Regions from separate parts of the Mus musculus genome. Here region 1 is linked to region 2. Evidence: chromatin contacts called from ENCODE Hi-C or POLR2A ChIA-PET data. All regions are on one chromosome and are shown on one strand. The core of a region is the stretch at or near the end of the contact, and the rest is flanking DNA. Distances in the headings are between cores, read along the strand shown. Region 1 holds the start of Marchf8 (membrane associated ring-CH-type finger 8). Region 2 holds the start of Tmcc1 (transmembrane and coiled coil domains 1).

Evidence for each region. A loop is a pair of places that touch in the nucleus more often than their neighbours do. ChIA-PET counts read pairs that join two places held with the same protein, here RNA polymerase II (POLR2A).
Region 1: a loop to region 2 is called in a map of T-helper 2 cell, with 2.6 times the contacts of the local background. The contact joins the promoter of Marchf8 here to the promoter of Tmcc1 in region 2. A Hi-C loop is called at or near these places in 1 of 37 maps with a recorded cell type or tissue (T-helper 2 cell). POLR2A ChIA-PET finds 5 or more read pairs at or near these places in 1 of 5 experiments (Patski).

The regions. Positions count from the first base shown.
Region 1 is chr6:116,333,940-116,340,670 of GRCm38, reverse strand. Marchf8 (membrane associated ring-CH-type finger 8) reads right to left here and starts at 2,649. Exons shown (of 8, transcript NM_001302383.1): 1 at 2,456-2,649; 2 at 2,181-2,285.
Region 2 is chr6:116,189,195-116,195,231 of GRCm38, reverse strand. It overlaps Tmcc1 (transmembrane and coiled coil domains 1), which reads left to right and starts at 1,858. Exons shown (of 6, transcript NM_177412.1): 1 at 1,858-1,974.

The DNA of each region.
Region 1 (6,731 bases), core at 1,400-3,899, 140 kb before region 2:
TTCAGGGAACAGATCAGAAGACAGAGAGCAAAGATGGAGGAGCCAGATGCCCAGGTTGTCTGCTACATGATAGTGTCTTCTGTATGACAGGGACACTGCAGCCACAAAATCTCATCAGTAAGGTTTCTTAGGGAAGACCTGAACAATGGCAGCATCTTTTGATATAACAATGTGGATGAGGGAAATCTCACAAGACCCCACCCTTGGAAGAAGAGCTACAGGCAATTAATCGCTGCTGAGAGAGAGCAAACCAATCTTCTCCAGGGATAAGTTCCCTGATAGGTTACCCAATCCTCCAATCCCAAATGGTCAGCCTTAACCACATATACATACAAGAAATACTAAAGGAACAGAATTCATGTGTTCATGTGTGTATGTAAAACAATAATAAAGACTACGAGGCTAAGAGGCCATATGTTTCAGAGGAAGCTGTGGGAGCAGAGGGAGAAATGGAGAGAGAGGGGACATGAAATCAGTACTCACGTGGGACGTTATAAACAACGGGCTGTGGGCTGCAGAACCAGTCACAGAGCAGTTACCTGGTTTGTGTGAGAGCCTGTGTTTAATCCTCAGAAAGAAAAGTGAAGAAACAGAACATGGTAGAGGAAAAAGAGGGACAGAACTCCTGTGACAGAAGATGCCCTTCAAGCAGATGGCTCACCCAACAGTAAAGAGGGCTCTTCATTTCTCGCTCCCACTGGTTGATTGTTTTGTTATCCGAGACTGGACAAAGGCCCTGTGCGTGCTACGCGTTCCCCCTGTTACAGAACCACATCTGCAGCCCCCAACAGGGAAGCTTAACAAGAGAATCTATTCCATCCTGTCTGGGCCTTGAACTAATTTCTCCTAATGCTGGTTTAAATGACATAGCCATGCTGGACTTAAAACACTCACATTTAGCAACAAGAAGCAAGGAAACCTTGTCTTCAAATAAATGATAAATTTGTTTTTAGTTTAGGTACATTCCACATATTTTGTGTTTACCTAAAATTCATATTTAATTGTGAATCGTGTGTTTCATCTGACAATCCTGGATGTAGCCAAGACATGCAACACAGTTTCATCGTCTGCCTATACTTAAAGAGAAGGTAAAGGAGGGAGTTGTCTTGGAAAAGACAATGTACCTCACCTGGGTGTCACAGACATTAGACGACCAACAGCCACCTCCTCACAAAGGACAAACTTTTTAAAATGTGTTCTCTGCCTCTATCTTCCCACTGCCAGGATCACAGTGCGCCACCGTGCCCAGCGATTTTCCCTGCTAACATCAAAGTTCAGTACATCTCTTATCAATAAAGTCTCCAGAAACAAGAAGTTAGGAAAGTACACATGGCTCTTTATTTTAACTTCCTCAGTAATTTCACACTCTGCATACCCTCATTCACTGCATCCAACAGGATATTTCGTTTGATTTTATTGAACATAGGGTCTCACACACTGAATCTCTCAAAATGCAAAATTTTCTTGCTTCAGATTTTCAACATTTAGTTTTTAAAAAAAAAAGTGTCCACATCATTCCATGTATAGTTCATACATTCTTTTTCACAGCACGTGATTTGAGTATTCTAAATGAAGTATTCCACTCCCATTTTGAGTAACTAACCAAGCAAGTACATGTGAAGTCTACTATATAGAAGCACGATTGCAGTCCCTCCTGGGGCTGATCAGAAATACTGCTGTTTTTTCCAAGAGATAAGTTATATATTTATTATTTCTCTAATTGCATAACATATAATCGAACAAAATAAAGAAAAAAAAAAATAATGGGAAGGGCCATACTTCATACGTATCTTGAGACATCATCAAATTAACAAAAACATAAAACGACAAAAAAAAAAAAAAAAAACCACTTCATAATAAATCTTGACAGCTGTATGACCACTGTGTGTCTTTACGTGGGGGAGACAAAGAAGCAGAAAAGGGCTGGCTTTCTTTCTTCCTTTGTTGTTGTTTTTTTTTTTTTTTTTTTTTTCAAATGGGCTTTCAGAGAAGCGTGTTTTCTTTTTAAGGGAGGTTTAGCTGCGTTAAAGATACGTGAGAAGAACGTGAGCCATTATAATCCTCCCCTAATAAATTCCCTATTTAAAAAAACTTGACTCAGATGAAGGAGTCCAAAAAAAAAAAAAAAACATTTTTAAAGACGAGCAAATGGGCGGCGATTAAAATGTAAAGCAGCCTACCTACGCTTTGCCTCCAGCGCTTCTACTAGAGCAGCACCGTCCAGACGCCACGTCAGGCACTCAGACACCAGGAATCCACACTTCCATCTCGGACGGACGCGGAGACTGAAGCAGAGGCAGGGAGGGAGGGTTGCCCGGTGCGCGCCCTCACAGCCCAGCCCGGGCAGGACTTCACCTGAGAGAGCCCGAGACCTTCGGCCGCCCGCCGATAGGGTGACCGGACCCCGCCCCGCAGCACGCGGCCTCTCCCCGGCCCGAGACCTCCGCGCACCCACCTGTCGCGGCCTCCCAGCGGCCACACCCCTGGTGGCCCGGAGCGCGCGGCCCCGCCACGCCGCACCTCGGCGCGAGCAGCTCAGGTGGGCGCGGAGCTCCACGCGCGGCCCGCTTCCTGCATGACCCGGGCCGGACGCAGCAGGGCCGCTGGGTCAGCGCGCAGCCTACACCACCCAGCGAGAGGACGCCGACTGACCGGTCACGTGACGCGCCGGTCACGTGCCCCGCCGCGCCTCAGGCTAAAAGCGTTGCTTTGGCGACCTGGGGCGCTGGGAAGGCGGGGTAGCGGCGGCGGCCGCCTGGTAGACTGGCGCTGGGTGAGGCTGCTGGTAGACTCCGCCCGGCTTCACCTTCTCAGTGTAGAGAAAGGTAAACCTTCCGGTGCGCTAGCAAATGAAGTGGGAGCGAGAACTACGCGGTAAAACGTTTGTGTGTATGGACGAGCAGGGTTTTTTGTTTTGTTTTTTCTCTCACTCCCTAACCTAGAGAGACTCTGAGTGTATATGGTATGGATATGTAAATATGGTATTCATAATTTTTATGAGGATATTTCTGTCCATGTAGACAAGACGTATTTGACTCTACTTTGTCTACATTAAACTCATCCCTGATTATACCTGTACACTGGTGTTGTGACTTGTCCCCACCACAGTACTGTTGGTTGGACCCAAAGATTCTCTCAGAAGCTATCATTCCTAACTTTTACAATTTCTTGACATTCTAATTTTCCTAAGTCACATCTTACAGAAGGAGAGGTTTTGGCCACTGGCAGTTTTATTTATCCAATAATCTTTATTACACGGTACATTCAAGGTATTTTTTTTTAAATTCATGAGAGATTTGTAAGGCAATCCCTGCAGTACTCCACGATTTTCTATTGTCTAGAAGTAAGTCTGTTGGTTTAGCTAATCAGGTTACTCAGCATACTCAAATATGCTGGTCAGTTTGCATACTATGCTGTTTAGAGAGCAAACTGTCAGGAGACAAAACATCTGGATCCATGTAGCAAAGCAAAAAATGGGTCCATTCCTGTAGATCACCTTGAAAGCAACATTCATCTAGAAGATGGAATGGTGAATTTTTTTCGTGCAGATTTTTGCTGTGGGAAGCAGCAGCTACAACCTGAGAGAATCCTCCTGCCCTGGTGGCAGGCTTTCCTATAAGGCAGGACTAAACTTCCATTAGTGTCGTACATGGGCAAGAAGAGTCAATTAAGTGATTTGGGGGTGTGGGAGCCTGCCATCCGAAGTGACAAAGATTTCCAAGTTCTAGAAGTGTCTGAGTAGTTGTGGAGCTGGAAATATTATTTAGGCAAAGCTAGAGTCTCCTAACACAAGGATTCCCTACCCAAGAGATTTCTGAAGCCTCTCTTCATCTAAAACAAAGCTCTGAGTCCTGAGACCAAAATCTTGCATCTGTCCAAACAAGGGAACAAACAGGAAGTGGGAAGAAACCTCTGTACTTAGAAGGTAAAGCTGCTAAAATAAAGAAAAAAAGCAGTTGCTTTGAGGTGACCATTTGCTCAATGCAAGAAGCCTCGTGGCCTTTGGTAAAAATCCTCCTGTCTGTGCTAAAGGGGATGACTTCCCTCCTAGACTGTAGATCAGGGGATGCCAAGTGAGGCATGAGCCAGGGGGCCAATGTTACCCTACAACTAGTCACACTCAACTCTTCAAATGCTTAAGCACACGTTTATCAGTTACGGGTTCCTTGCAAACAAAAGATGCTGTTACAGTCGATGTTAGTGTGCATGTGTAATTTCTGCCCCAGGAGGTTTTCAAGAGATCAGGAATTCAAGGTCAAGCCTAGACTACATAGTTGACCTAAAAAAAAAAAAACAGTGACAAAATATACTGCTGGTGTCTATGATCATAATGGCATTGAACAAGGTGAATCTGAAGTGTGAGGAATAACAGAAACAAATTAAGAGATGAATATCTATATCTTAACTATGCTGTTGAAAAGCAGCCCTTGAATCCACACTTCCTGATTTTAAGTCTTGGACAGCTTTCCACAAGAGCAACACCTGGGATAGCTTGTGAAAGAGGTTTCTTGTGGCTCCAGAGAGTCCAGTCCTAGATGACCTGACACTTCTCCTTCTTTGTAAAGACTCATTCTTCTAGAATGAGGTGTTTAGACAACTCTAGAATGGAAAAAAATCCAAAAGTGGGCATGGAGGCACATGCCTGTGGCCCCATCTATACCAAAGGCTGAGGCTGGATATCACTGAGTTGAATCAAGCCCTGAAGCTAGCCTGAACAACAGAACAAGACTCTGTATCCCTATAAGAAGAAAAGACACATTGCTTTCAGTATTTTAAATGGTTTTTAGTTTAGCATCTCATTTTTTAAACTCAAAACTTAAGATGAAGGTGGCTATATCACAAGACCTAATCACACTCAATATTTTGGCAACAGCACAAGAACAATGTGTCCTCAATTCACTAACATTTGTAAGCATAAATTAAATCTGTCTGATTCTGCCTTGTTTAATCATTCACTAACATCGTTAGCACACAATCATGGCCTTGCCATTTTAAGTGCTAATCTTAATCATGACAATTGACTATATCTGTTATTGTTTATGTGATTTGATGTCTTAAGTATTGACATCTGTCTTCTAGATTTCCTTAAGTCTCCAAGCAAGATCATATCCCCTGTACCGGCTAGGTTTGTGTGTCAACAAGCTGGAGTTATCACAGAAAAAGGAGCCTCCCTTGTGGAAATGTGTCCATGAGATCCAGCTGTAAGGCATTTTCTCAATTAGTGATCAAGGGTAGGAGGGCCCATTGTGAGTGGTGCCATTCCTGGGCTGTTCTGGATTCTACAGGAAAACACACTGAGCAAGCCAGTAACATTCCTCCGTGGGCTTTGCTCCTGCTTCCTGACCTGCTTGAGTTCCAGTCCAGACTTCCTTGGTGATGAACAGCAGTATGGAAGTGTAAGCTGAATAAACCCTTTCCTCCACAACTTGCTTCTTGGTCATGATGTTTGTGCAGGAATAGAAAAGACATCCCCTTAGTCCAGACAGGCTAAGACTCTTTTGATGTTAGTAGATATGCTCAACATCCGTAGTAAGTCTAAAGAAACTTTAACAGATGGAGCCTCCACCTTCTGAGGCACTTAAGGTTCAGAGGGAAATCAGGAAGACTAGGAAGATATGAAGCCATGGGTCCCCTCATGTGTACTCTTTGGTTGGTGGTTTAGTCCCTGGGAGCTCTGGGGGATGGTCTGGTTGGTTGATTTTGTTGTTCTTCCTATGGGGTTGCAAATCCCTTCAGGTTCTTCAGTCCTTTCTCTAACTCCTCCATTAGGGACCCTGTGCTCAGTCCAATGATTGGCTGCAAGCATAGGCCACTGTACTTGTCAGGCACTGGCAAAGCCTCTCAGGAGAGCTATATCAGGCTCCTGTCTGGGTTTGGTGACTGTATATGGGATGAATACAAAGGGTATCTCTTGCACAGTAAGGTCTAATAGATTTGCCTTGCTAGGCTTGGGACTCACTTTAGGAACTCTCATCCCTCACTGCTTTTCCCTTCTGCAGCAGTTATGTTATGACCATTGTTGGATTGTGGAAGCATAACATTTTTTGATTTCACAGGTTTCCAGCTGGTGAAGAGATTTTGCTTCAGGTTGAATCAGACTCAGTCTTACCTACACCTGCTATAGATGGCATTTAAGATAGAATGGACTATCTATCAGGTCTCATGAAACAAATTGAGAGTGTGGGACTGTGGGGCTGTGGGGCTGTGGGGCTGTGGGGCAAAAAATAATTTTCCATTTACATTTGCACATAACAATATGAATTTGTGGGGACAATAGTGGAATATTGTGGAATGAATTCATACCTCTGACCAAAATTCACATTGATGCCTTAAGCCCCAATGTGCTTTCCTTAAGTATAAGGACATAATTGTGATTAAGTTAGGTCAGAGCAGGGGCCTACGCTTCTAGTCTAGTATCTTCATTAGAAGAAATACAGCAGAGTTCTCATTCCTGGTTCCTTCCTGTGTGACTTTACCTCAATTTTGTGCATACACATGAATGATATGTGAGGCTATAACAAGAACACAGCCTATATGCAAGCTAGAAACCTCCACAAATGGACCCTGTTAGACCTACACATAGCACTTCCGGGTGCCGGGAACTGTCCTGACACAATTGCCACTCAAGCTGCCTAGTCTGTGGTATTTTATTCTGACAACCTGAGAAGACCACTAGGCTGAAAAACAGTGGGGGTACAGAGCTAATGTGTCATCTCACAGTCTTCACCAGT
Region 2 (6,037 bases), core at 609-3,108:
AGTGTGGATACTGTAGTTTGAATCTGCAAATCCCTAGATGAGTAAAATGTTACCTTTTGTTGGTTAATGGCCATTTTTACATCTTGTGAAATACTTACCAAAGCTTTTTGCCTACTGTTTTATTGGGTTGTTTGTCCTATTATTTCGGGCAGAGGAGGTAACTGTGTAGTTTAGCACTTACTTAGCAGGCCAGTTCAATCCTCAGCCCTGAAAGAAAAGGCCTTACATCTCCTAGACTAGACAAGACTTTCATTGGATATACTCTACTTCTGAGTTCATTTATCATCAGTAATTTGCTTTTTTAATTACTCAAATGTTTATAAACAACATGAATTTTGATAAAATTTAACTTATCAAATAATGTCATGGTTCATGACTTTAAAATAAATCTTTGCCTAACTCAGGGATACAAAGACTTTTCTGTATTTTCTTCTTTCTTTTCAGTCTTATCTTTAGGTTTATCACCCATTTTTTAAAATCAGCTTATTATTATTATTTTTTACAATGGCATACATGCTTAGCCTTCATTTTCTGATCATTTTCCTTGGTGGCTTTATTCATGCTGCCCCTTACATGTGCAAGCTCATCCTCACCACCCTCCAATCTGAGTCAACCCTGCCACCTCCTTCTCCTTCACCTTTCCTTTAATTTATCAAAATGTATATCCATTTTACTCCCAATGTTTTTCTCTATGAGCACACTGCGTCCTTGCTTTCACCATCTTGCCAGTTGCTTCCTGAATGACCTCCCTCACCCAGGCCACTTTTCACATGGCTGCATAATAATTTAAAATCAGACATAATAATCAAGTTCCTAGCCCTGCAACCACGGCTGAAGAAAAGCTCAAAGGCTTCCTGAAACTCTCAGAAGTCCCAAACCTTTTTTATCTACCTCTTTTCACGTGCAGTCTAGGTCCTGACTGCAGCACCCTGACCAGTAGCCCCTTAGCTCCCCTTCTGGCCAGGCCGTGTCCTCACCCCAGTGCACTCTTTGCAACTTAAGGATTGTTAAATTGGACTGTAGCTCCATCATCCCCAACTACATTTCGCCCATTTGGTCTCCATCAGCTTTCAAACTTCACGAGCCAATGGACTCTGTTTATTACCGTTTTCCACTCACAGATCCTCCAATACCGGAAGAAGCTTTGCCATCTTAGTGACGGACGACTGAGTTAGAGACATCCCGATAATTAAAGAGATGAGCTACTAGGGGTTTTGTCATTGACCTAAAGCCAGTCCCTAGTTGGAAGGCCCTGGGAGTCAAGGTAGAGAGAATTGTGCGACTCGGAGGAGTGGGTCCCAGAAATTAGCTTTAGCCTGTTTAGCAGGACAGCTGGCCTGAGTTACTGAGGCTCTGAGGGCACCCGAAAAGCAGAGAAAGGGGCTGAGGATACGTGGGGTCCAGAGGTGGAAGAGCCGAGAAGCTGAAGAGCCCACGGTCCGAGGGGTTGAGAGGCTAAAGAACGACAAGCCGAGGAGTCGAAGAGCCGAGATGCTGAAATGCTTCAGCGTCTGAACTGCAGGAACGGTCAGGAAAAACTCTGGCGGAGGATGCCGCACCACCTGCAGCGCCTCCGCTTACTTGACCTGCGCCCGCGTGGGGGGGTGGGCCTGAGGCGTGGCTACACCTCTGGGTCGGGTCACGCCCCCACGGCGTGCGCGGTCCCGCTCGGCACCGCCTTGCGCATGCGCTGTCGGCGGGAGGCGGAGGTTGTGGGCGGCTGTGGCGACGGGGTGCGCGTTCTCGTTCTAGCTGTCGTTCCCTCGCGCTGGTTCGCGCTCGCGCGCCGGGGCCGTGGCAGCGGCGGCGGAGGCGGCGGCGGCAGCGGCTGAGGCGGCGCGGGGGGCGGGCCGGGAGGGGGGGGTGGTCGGGGTGGGGATGGACCGGGCGCGGCGGCGGCAGCTGCAGGAGCCGGCGCTGGAGACCGAGCCGCGGCGCTGGCGGAGACGCCGGCTGTCCGTCGTCTCTCCACCGGTGAGTAGGACTGGCCCAGGCCGTGGGTGGGGACGGGCGATCTCTTTAGCGCGGCCCGTCGCGGTCGCGGGGCCTCCTCGAGGCCTGGCGCGGATCGGACCTCTGGTCGCTCTGGCGGCGCCGAAGCCCCGGGCCTCCGGCCGGACCCCGCGTCTCCGGGCCTTCTGCCTGTCATTGGGACAACCCCCGCCCCCGCCCCCGCTCGGGCACTCTCCCCCGCTCTCCTTTGGGCAGAGCTGAGCGAGGGGCGTGTGAGGACTCGCGCCCAGGCCCAAGGCCTCCTGGCTAGCCGAGGTCTGAGAGTCCTCCCTCGTCCGGCCCTGCGGTACCCATAAGTTGGCCACCGAAAGTCAGCCCTTGCCACCTGAAACCAGTCTTGCACCTTTTGTTTTGATTTTGAACTCGTGGTTTAACTTGGAGGAGGAAACCCGCTGTCCTGCGAAGAATAGGTGAGATGGGAGTCTAGGTGGTTAGGATGCCCTTTATTAACCCTTTTTGTGGAGAGCAGGGGGCCCGCAGTGAGATGCATTTCGCTACAAAACCTGAGATTTCAGCCTCAGCCAAAGTGTGGACGGTGTTGGTCCAGTGATTCAGTGTCTGTCCCACTCCATCCCTGGACAGCGTTGATGGAGGTTCCCCTACTGGATCTGCTGCTGGGGCTTCTGGAGGTAGCCCACTTGAGCTCTTGGAGAATATCTCTCTGTGCTCTGGTGTCACGTTTTACCTTAGTCTTCATAGATCATAACCAATGTCCAGGCTTAGGTTTTATTGGAAAAAAAAAAAAAACGACTACCATGCACCCCTTCTAAAATGGTTGTTGTCATAGCCTGACATAGTTGTCAAAAGATCCATGTGCACATGCGTCCCTGGAATTCCTAAATTGGCTTTTCTTTTAAGGAAAAAAGAAAAATAGAAAGAAAACAAACACAGTAAAAACCCCAAGATTGAAAAAGCAGGTAACAACTTTAGAATATAGCACAAGTTTGATTTGTTCCTCTCCCTGTCCTGTATCTTAAATTTTAGAAATTAAACTAAACCTTTGTCTTTGAGTGTATAGAATTTGCATAAAGAAATTGTCACAAAGCTTGGAGGAAAACCTTAATAGAAATGGTAAGATATAAAATCCTCCAGGACCTGGGGTCTTACCCCCCAACTTTCATTTACAGATTGAGACTGAAATTGTGAGTGGGTGGTAGTTTTATCAGTGTCTCGTAACAGAGATACTTAGAGGTGGGATTTTAGATCAACAGTACCTTGCCCTCCACCAACAGAATTGGTTGTGTTTTTTGAACTTACACACCCACTCTCTGGCTAGTAGAGAAAGATTAAAAAGCTGCTTCTGGTTTGTGGGTGGTAACCTTTTAATTTCTAAAGAATTCTCATCTGCTTACAGACTAGATAGTTGATGAGCCCCATAGGAAAATTCTAGATATTAAAAATTCATTAGCACATGATCTAGATATCTTGTCATTATGGACGCTTATTAAAGACTTGACGGGATATCAGTACCATGTACTCTGTATAGGAAATGAGATTTCTCAGAGTATTTGCATCTTAAGATAAACAGAAGCACAAACAGTGACAGTGTTATGTCACCTCTCAGTTGTTGAGTCTTTCATGAGCATAAACCTCTTGGAGTTTCAGTGTCTTGGACTAGTTGGTGAACACCAGCAATTTGAACTGTTTGGTTCATCTCTACTGGAATGATAGCCCTTTTCTATAGGAGAAAGCATAAACCCAAGAACATTTATGAACCATTCACTCATTCACCAGATATTTACTGAGCCTTTACTCTGGCCCAGAATTCTTTTTAGATTATAATAAAGGAACAGAACAAGGCTTCTGCCTCAGTGAGCTGCATTCTGGGTGTGGAGCAGAGGCATAGACAACAAATAAGCAGGCATGACCATTTCAGTGACTAGAGGACAGCAGGCAGTAAGCGCTTTGGGTTTGTTGTTTGTTTGTTTGTGAAGAAGAAAGTAAATATTTTAGCTTTGAGGCACACAGCCTCTGTTGTAGCCATGCAGTTATTGTTTCAGTATGTGCAGCAACAGACAGAAAGTAAACTGGCATGTCTATTTTCCAGTTAAACTTAGACCCTGAAGTTTGAATTTTCACATATCATGAAATGCTCGTCCTTTCCTCTTTCAACCATGTAAACATGTAAAACTAATCTTGGTTTACAAGCCACTTAGAAACCTGGGGCAAGCTGAAACTAGATTTCTATAGAAAAAGTTTGCAGGTCCCTAATGAGGATTATGATAAAAACAAACAAACAACAAACAAAACAAAGAAAACACTAGTGTGACAAGTAACTAGGGGCTAGGTGGAGGGTTGCTGAGAGAAGCCTTGCTAGGGAGAACTTGAATTATGGCCTGAAAGATGGAAGAGCTTTTCTGACAGGTGGAAGTGTGAAGAAATGACCATGTTCCTTGCATCGAAGTCCCCATACACCATGCTCTTCTTGCTTTTGTGCCTGTATGTATGTATGTATGTATGTACTCCATGTATAGCATGGCATGTGTGTGGAGGTCAGAGGAGGCTTAGCAGTAAGCACCTTTATTCACTAAGCCATTTCACTGGCCCAACCTTTGGGTCTTTTCATCCTGTTATATTCCACTAGTTTATTGCTGTTCCCCATCAATTGTAAAAAATCTTGTTAAAGAATTTTTTTTGTTTTTGTGTTTTTGAGACAGGGTTTCTCTGTATAGCTCTGGCTGTCCTGGAACTCACTCTGTAGACCAGGCTGGCATCGAACTCAGAAATCTGCCTGCCTCTGCCTCCCGAGTGCTGGGACTAAAGGCATGCACCACCACACCCGGCTGAGATTTTTTTTTTTTTTTGAGTCAGGGTTTCTCTCTGTAGCCCTTGCTATTCTAGAGCTATGTAGACCAAGCTGGCCTTGAAGAGCTCAGAGCTTCTGTCTGTTCACCACCATGCCTAGTTATTATAAAATCTTACAAGTTAAAAAAAAATAATTCTCACGTAGTTGCTTTCTTTAAATGTTCAGAGTGGTTTTCTAGCCTATATATGAACAGCTTTAATGATAAAAAAATTCATGACTTCCAGGTAGTCTATGCTGTTATAAATGTAACTATTACAATATTCGTTCTGTGAGATTGATCTTTTTACCTGGGAGGGAACCTGCAGGTGGTTGTACCTCATTCCAGGCTTAGGCTTCAACATTGGTGTGTGGACAAAAATCACTCACATAGAGTGCAAACTGTACTTGACAACCCTTTAAACTGCTCAGAAAATAGTGTGCATTTTTTGTATATATAATCATTTAGAGTTTTTGGAGACTCCGAGCTTCACTGGAGGAAGAAACAGGAGAAAGGAATTTTTATGCAGATATGCAGGCCTCCAAACCCTTTGCTTTTAAAAATAGTTACCTAATCTCTAGCAGAGTGTGGGAAATGGAGAATTCCGATGGATTGCTAGCTTCATTCAGACTTTAATTCTATTGTTACATTAAGTCTACATCACATTAATAAATGCTTATAGCTTCCTGTGAATATTAAGGTGACTTGTAGGTAAGGACATGCATGGGACAAAAAGTAGCAATATATGTATCCGGTCCTGTGAAAAGTTGAGAAAAACTTGGCCACCTGCTTCCTGTCTTTCCCTCTTGGTATTTCCTGTTATGGCTCTAGGGAACAGCTGTCACTTTCTTTGCCTTGACTATTGGTCACATCTTACAGAAGTCACTTGTGTGTTAAATGGGTGCATGATGATTATTTTTGCCACATGGCTCTTAAAGTATTTGAGCATTGCCATTGTGTTGCCATTCAACTTTTTACATTTTAGGGATGCTTTTTGTTTGTTTTTCTATCAAAGGGAGATGTTTTTACATTTTCTATTTTTTTCATTTCTGTTTGCCTTTTTCTAGTTACTTTACTATATGGATTGTTCTTATATATGTTTCTGTTTATCACTTCTTCACTTTGGTGCCCTGAAGTATATGTTATGATGCAAACTCAAGTTTGATCTTCTTCCTGAAGCCTTCGCTTAAAACTCCTACCACTTTATACTCCTACCACTTTATACTCCTACCACTTTATAC